Regions from separate parts of the Homo sapiens genome. Here region 2 is linked to region 1. A link is a contact called in ENCODE Hi-C data. All regions are on one chromosome and are shown on one strand. The core of a region is the stretch at or near the end of the contact, and the rest is flanking DNA. Distances in the headings are between cores, read along the strand shown. Region 1 holds the start of RBL2 (RB transcriptional corepressor like 2). Region 2 holds the start of SLC38A7 (solute carrier family 38 member 7).

What was found. A loop is a pair of places that touch in the nucleus more often than their neighbours do. Pooled maps may share reads with other maps.
Region 2: a loop to region 1 is called in a pooled map, with 3 times the contacts of the local background. The contact joins the promoter of SLC38A7 here to the promoter of RBL2 in region 1. A Hi-C loop is called at or near these places in 2 of 50 pooled maps.

What each region holds. Positions count from the first base shown.
Region 1 is chr16:53,433,139-53,435,782 of GRCh38, reverse strand. It overlaps RBL2 (RB transcriptional corepressor like 2), which reads right to left and starts at 1,312. Exons shown (of 22, transcript NM_005611.4): 1 at 987-1,312. The coding sequence starts at 1,226. RefSeq lists an enhancer at 318-427 and a silencer at 1,038-1,257.
Region 2 is chr16:58,683,429-58,686,072 of GRCh38, reverse strand. SLC38A7 (solute carrier family 38 member 7) reads left to right here and starts at 1,303. Exons shown (of 12, transcript NM_018231.3): 1 at 1,303-1,356; 2 at 1,895-2,118. RefSeq lists enhancers at 1,517-1,576, 1,087-1,931.

The sequences.
Region 1 (2,644 bases), core at 63-2,562:
CAGTACACATAGCCAAAAACATCATATTTAAATAATACCTTGGTTAGGCTTTGCATCCTGGACCTATTTGCCCGACTCTTTCTACAAATTAATTATAAAACGACTTGAGAAATCAAATGGCCTCAGGTTTAAATGCCACACACACAGTCAAACAGCTGATAAACAATCCGTACTTCCGTGTCACTTCCCATTGGCCCATGAAGGGGAGGTGCATACAAAGCTGACACTCACTGGCTAGAATGGCCATTTTTCTCATCTGCAAGCCCTGTCCGAAGGCTGCGACCTAACACACCCGGATCGCAACAACAACAGGAGTCCTGTGCAATGCCCGGGGTGACCAAAAAGCCCTCGAGGTAGCCACAGTCCTGATCCTAGTGACAAATGGGGGCATGTGTCTACATCCGGGTCGGCGGAGGGCTCATTTCATCTGGCCTGGGGGGAAATGAGTATTAATTTGTTTACACAGACGTAAACACAGCCCAAAACGCATCAGCACGTTGACTCAAACGCCCGCAACGCCAGGGCAAAGGCAATTTGGTTAACAGGGGGAAGCGAACAGACGGAGACGCCTGGAGACCCAGGTGCCACAACCCGGTTAATCGCGGTGCAAATAAGGGCAAGTCCCCTCCCCTTGTCCGTGTGGTCTTGACAACGACACTAGTTCATTCTACTAACAAGGCGGGCGGGGGGTCAGATGGGCCACACACACCCATTTTCCTCAACGGGACCCCAGCGCGATCTCAGCCTTGCTGTGCTACTTTAGGGCAAGACGCGTTCCCCATTCGGAAGCCGCAGGAAAGCGCGGCGAGAGCGGGTTAGCCCTCGGAGCGGCTAAGAGCCTCGGAATAGCGCAGAGGAAGTCCCCACCCCTCTCGGGGCTGGGAGCCCGCAACCCGCCCGAGAGTCTCTCGAGGCGCGCGACGCGGCTCGGAAGGCACCGGTTCACGCCAACTAGGCCGGAAGCGCCCCTCCGCCCGCGAGCGCACCTCCAGCGTGTAGCTTTCGCTCATGCTGCGGTAGCTGTCCCAGGCCTCGGCCCGCGCCGCCTCGTCCATGTTGAGGCGGCTGCACAGCTCGTCGAACCGCTGCTGGATCTGAGGGGTGGGCGACTCGGCAGGCGGCGCGGCGTCTTCCGCCTCGCCGTCGTCCTCCTCCTCCTCATCCGAGGCTGCCGCCGCCGGAGGGGGAGGCGGGGGCGGTGGCGACTGGTCACCTCCCGACGGCATAGCGCACCCCTGGGCGGCCGGACCTCAGGTGAGGTGAGGGCCCGGGCCCGCAGCCATTCAAACGGCGAAGCGCCCGCCCGTCCGCCGCCCGCACCGCGCCTGCGCCGCCGCAAACGACGCTGACCGCCTGCAGGCACCCGTAGTCTTGAGCACGGGCTGCTGGGAAACGTAGTCCAGGCCGGCGGTTCAAGGGGGCCAAAAATCATGTTTAAAAAAATTAGCTCCCCTAGTTTCACCAGGGGTGAAATAAAAGCACCTTCCCCGCATTTTAAACACGTACCTCCCCACCGTGAGAACATTCAACAGGGCTGTACTGACGAGAAAATGTCCAAAAGACACTGACGTGTGAAGGTTTCGTATCCAGGCTGTTCCCAGAAGTAAAACTTCCTCATCGCCTGGATATCCTTATCTAAAAAATAGGGATAATAGCAAGGGCCTGTCTCTGTACGTTCACGAAACTGCCTTTGCAAAAATCCTAACAGTGAGAAAGTTATGACAGTGCAAGGGATCTGACCTAAATGACTCCACGCTTCTCACTTCCGAGCTGCCCTTGTTCATTCCTGGGCGAAGACCTAACTAACTACAGGAGGAATTTAATTTCTAATTTCACTTTGAAACAAAGATTGTAACAGTCCTTTCCAAAAACAAACCCCATTCTTGCCTGGGGATCAGTCTGCCTTTGTAGAACTAACAAATTAGCCACAAGATTAGAAATTATGATTTAGGAGGCTTGCAGCCAGAGGCTATAAGATTCCTGACCTCCCCAATTGCTCTCAGGGATAACATCACTATTGTAAAACCTAAGATTGGTGCTGGAGATACTTTTCAGACCGCGCATTCCGATGCACTAGCTGGCGCCACTCAGACCATAATCTGGCTCAACAAGTTCTGCAATTCCACTCAGTAACAGAAGACAGCAAGAGCCCACTTCAACCCCCTGTGATTTCACCTCCCACCTGACAAATTAGCATTCGCCAATCCCTGGCCCCCTACCCGCCAAGTCATTCTTTAAAAACCCCAGTCTCCGAATTTTCTGGTAGGCTGATTTGAATAACCAAACTCCTGTCTGCCGTTCAGCTGGCTCTGCGTGAATTAAACTTTTTTTTTTTTTTTGAGACAGAGTCTGGCTCTGTTGCCCAGGCTGGAGTGTAGTGGCACGATCTCGGCTCACTGCAACCTCCGCCTCCTGGGTTCAAGCGATTCTCCTGCCTCAGCCTCCTGAGTATCTGGGATTACAGGTGTGCGCCACCGCACCCAGCTAATTTTTGTATTTTCAGTACAGGCAGGGTTTCACCATGTTGGCCAGGCTGGTCTCGAACTCCTGACCTCAAGTGATCCACCCACCTCGGCCTCCCAAAGTTCTGGGATTACAGGCGTGAGCCACCGTGCCCAGCCAATTCATTTTATTTCCAATTCTC
Region 2 (2,644 bases), core at 54-2,553, 5.3 Mb before region 1:
CTATTTTTTTTTTTTTTTTTGAGACAGAGTCTCACTCTGTCTCCCAGGCTGGAGTGCAGTGGCACGATCTCTGCTCACCGCCACCTCCGCCCCCCGGGTTCAAGTGATTCTCCTGCCTCAGGCTCCCGAGTAGCTGGGACTACTGGCGTGCACCACCATGCCCAGCTAATTTTTGTATTTTTAATAGAGACAGGACTTCGCCATGTTGGCCAGGCTGGTCTCGAACTCCTGACCTCAAGTGATCAGCCCGCCTTGGCCTCCCAAAGTGCTGGGATTACAGGTGTGAGCCACCGCACTCAACCAGTATGATTCAATTTATATAAACTTTTTGGAGGCCAGGCACGGTGGCTCATGCCTGTAATCCCAGCACTTTGGGAGGCTGAGGTGGGTGGATCACTTGAGGTCAGGAGTTTGAGACCAACCTGGCCAACATGGCGAAACCCCATCTCTACTAAAAATACAAAAATTAGCTGGGAGTGGTGGTGCATGCCTGTAATCCCAGGTACTCGGGAGGCTGAGGCAGGAGAATCACATGAACCCGGGAGGCAGAGGTTGCAGTGAGCAAAGATCGTGCCACTGCACCCCAGCCGGGGAGACAGAGTGAGACTCTGTCTCAAAAAAAAAAAAAAAAAAAAAAAAAAAAAAGGTGTGATTTGGGTTTCTAAGGATTCCCAGTGTGTCCTCATCGGTGAGGACCTCTGATGCATGGAGAGGTAAGTGCAGTGGAGAGCATATCCACAAAACAGAGATGAGGCTATTGGGATGCTGGAGATTACGTGACAATTTATGAGTGACACACAGCCAAGAACAGAACCAGGACTGGATGCCCATTTCGTCATTCAACAAATATTTACTGAGCACCTACAATCCCTCAAAAACTGTTCTAGAGTCTAAACCGATGGGGTCGTAACCATGCCCCCAGCCCACTCCCTTGCAGGAAAGACCGTGGCTCCAGGTCCCCCACATTACTGATTAAAAAAAAACTCCAGTGCTCTGGCCATGGGCGTGAAGGCAAGGACAGAGACCGGGAGGATAATGAGGCCAAACAGCTTTGGCCCACCGCCACCGGGACTGGCAAAGAGGCCAGACCTCCTAATGCTCTTCCTTGGAGGAAGGAGCAGTGTTTGATTTGGTCAAGAGGCCAAGACTAAAAGTAAGAGGATAAACACGAGCTGGCTGGACGCGAGGCTGGCTCAGGGCAGTGCTGTCGGGCTGAGGATTCAGGGAGCTGGTGTTGTCCAAGCTTCACATTTGCGGAAACTACAACTCCCAGCGTGTCCCGCGGCCGCCCGAGCGGGCGTCATGTGATGCATGCTCACGTGTCTCCGCAGCCGGCTCGGGAAAGAATCCCCCAAGGTAGGTGGCCGGAGACAGGCTCTGGAGGGTGGAAGTGTTAGATCCCCGAGGTCTGTGGAGCCCCTCAGTCCCCGCCACCGCGGAAAAGCTCAGACCCTTTCCCTGCAGGGGTCCAGATCCTGGCGTCCTCGCCCCACGCCCGTCCCTCTGTTGCGCCAGCTCTGCCGCGCCTTTACCCAGCCAGAGGGTCTCCACCCAGTCCTAGGCCGGGATCGGGTCCCGGAGCTCCTCCCCAGGTTACCCCACAGTAGCCCACCCTTCTCGCTCCAGGCCTGGGAATCGCCCCGCCCCGGCCTCCTGGCCCGGGTGCGCCCTGGCTCACCTCACAAAGCCTCACCTCACAAAGCAGCCCACCCTTTCTATCTCAGGGCTCCAACCCCAGGCTGGACTGGGAGCACACTCCAGTTGGGATCTGAGGGGCCTACATCGCTGGCCTGAGCATGTGGGCATCAGGCTTCTATTCTGGCTCTGCCAGCTACCCACTGTGACCTTAGTCTAACCTCTCCCTCCTGGGCCTGTTTTCCTATCTGTCCTGAAGCTCCATTTCATGAGTAAGCGTGAGAGCCGCTCAGTTTCCTCCAGCTCTGCTGAAGCCAGCACAGAAGTAGCCCAAACTCTTCCCTCTGCTGACAGCAAATTTTAGGCAAAGTCTTGAGAAAGAAGAAATTGGGTCCAGAAAGGGAAGTGAGGAGAATCAGATCCCAGACCTTTGGGGAGAAGGAGCAACCGCCTCTGGCACAGCCCATCAGGGAGAAAGAGCAGGTAAGGTGCAACAATGAGCTGAGTAATTTGCCAGTGAGCAGTGGGGGTGCCGAGAGGTCTTAACCAAGGCAGAGAATCTGCAAGAGGTGGGACCCCCAGCTTCTGAGTTCCACGAGGACCCCAGCCTGCACTCTCATGTGGGTGGCAGGAGAGGCTGGAGGATGGTGCAGGACTCGGGCAGGGGTGCCCAAGGGAAACATTTTGGTTGGAGAGTCAGGAAGCCGCACCAAGCCTTGTGACCTTGGACGAATCACTCTGTAGACCTCTGTCTCTGTGACGTGAGCAGCGGGGAGGAGATGGTCACAGCTCTGGCAGTGGTCACTTTGCAGGGTTCTTTCTCTAGCTACACTGGAAGCCTGGGAGTCCCAAGACTCTGCCTTCGCTGCTCACTGCTTTGATTTTGCTGAGTTGCTGGTTGGGTGACAGGATGTGTAAGAGGATGTGTAAGCCCTGTGACATCTGACAGATCTTTCTGGGTTTCGAGCCAGCAGAGGAATGTTTCCTCTGGTGCCATGTCCCTTGGTTC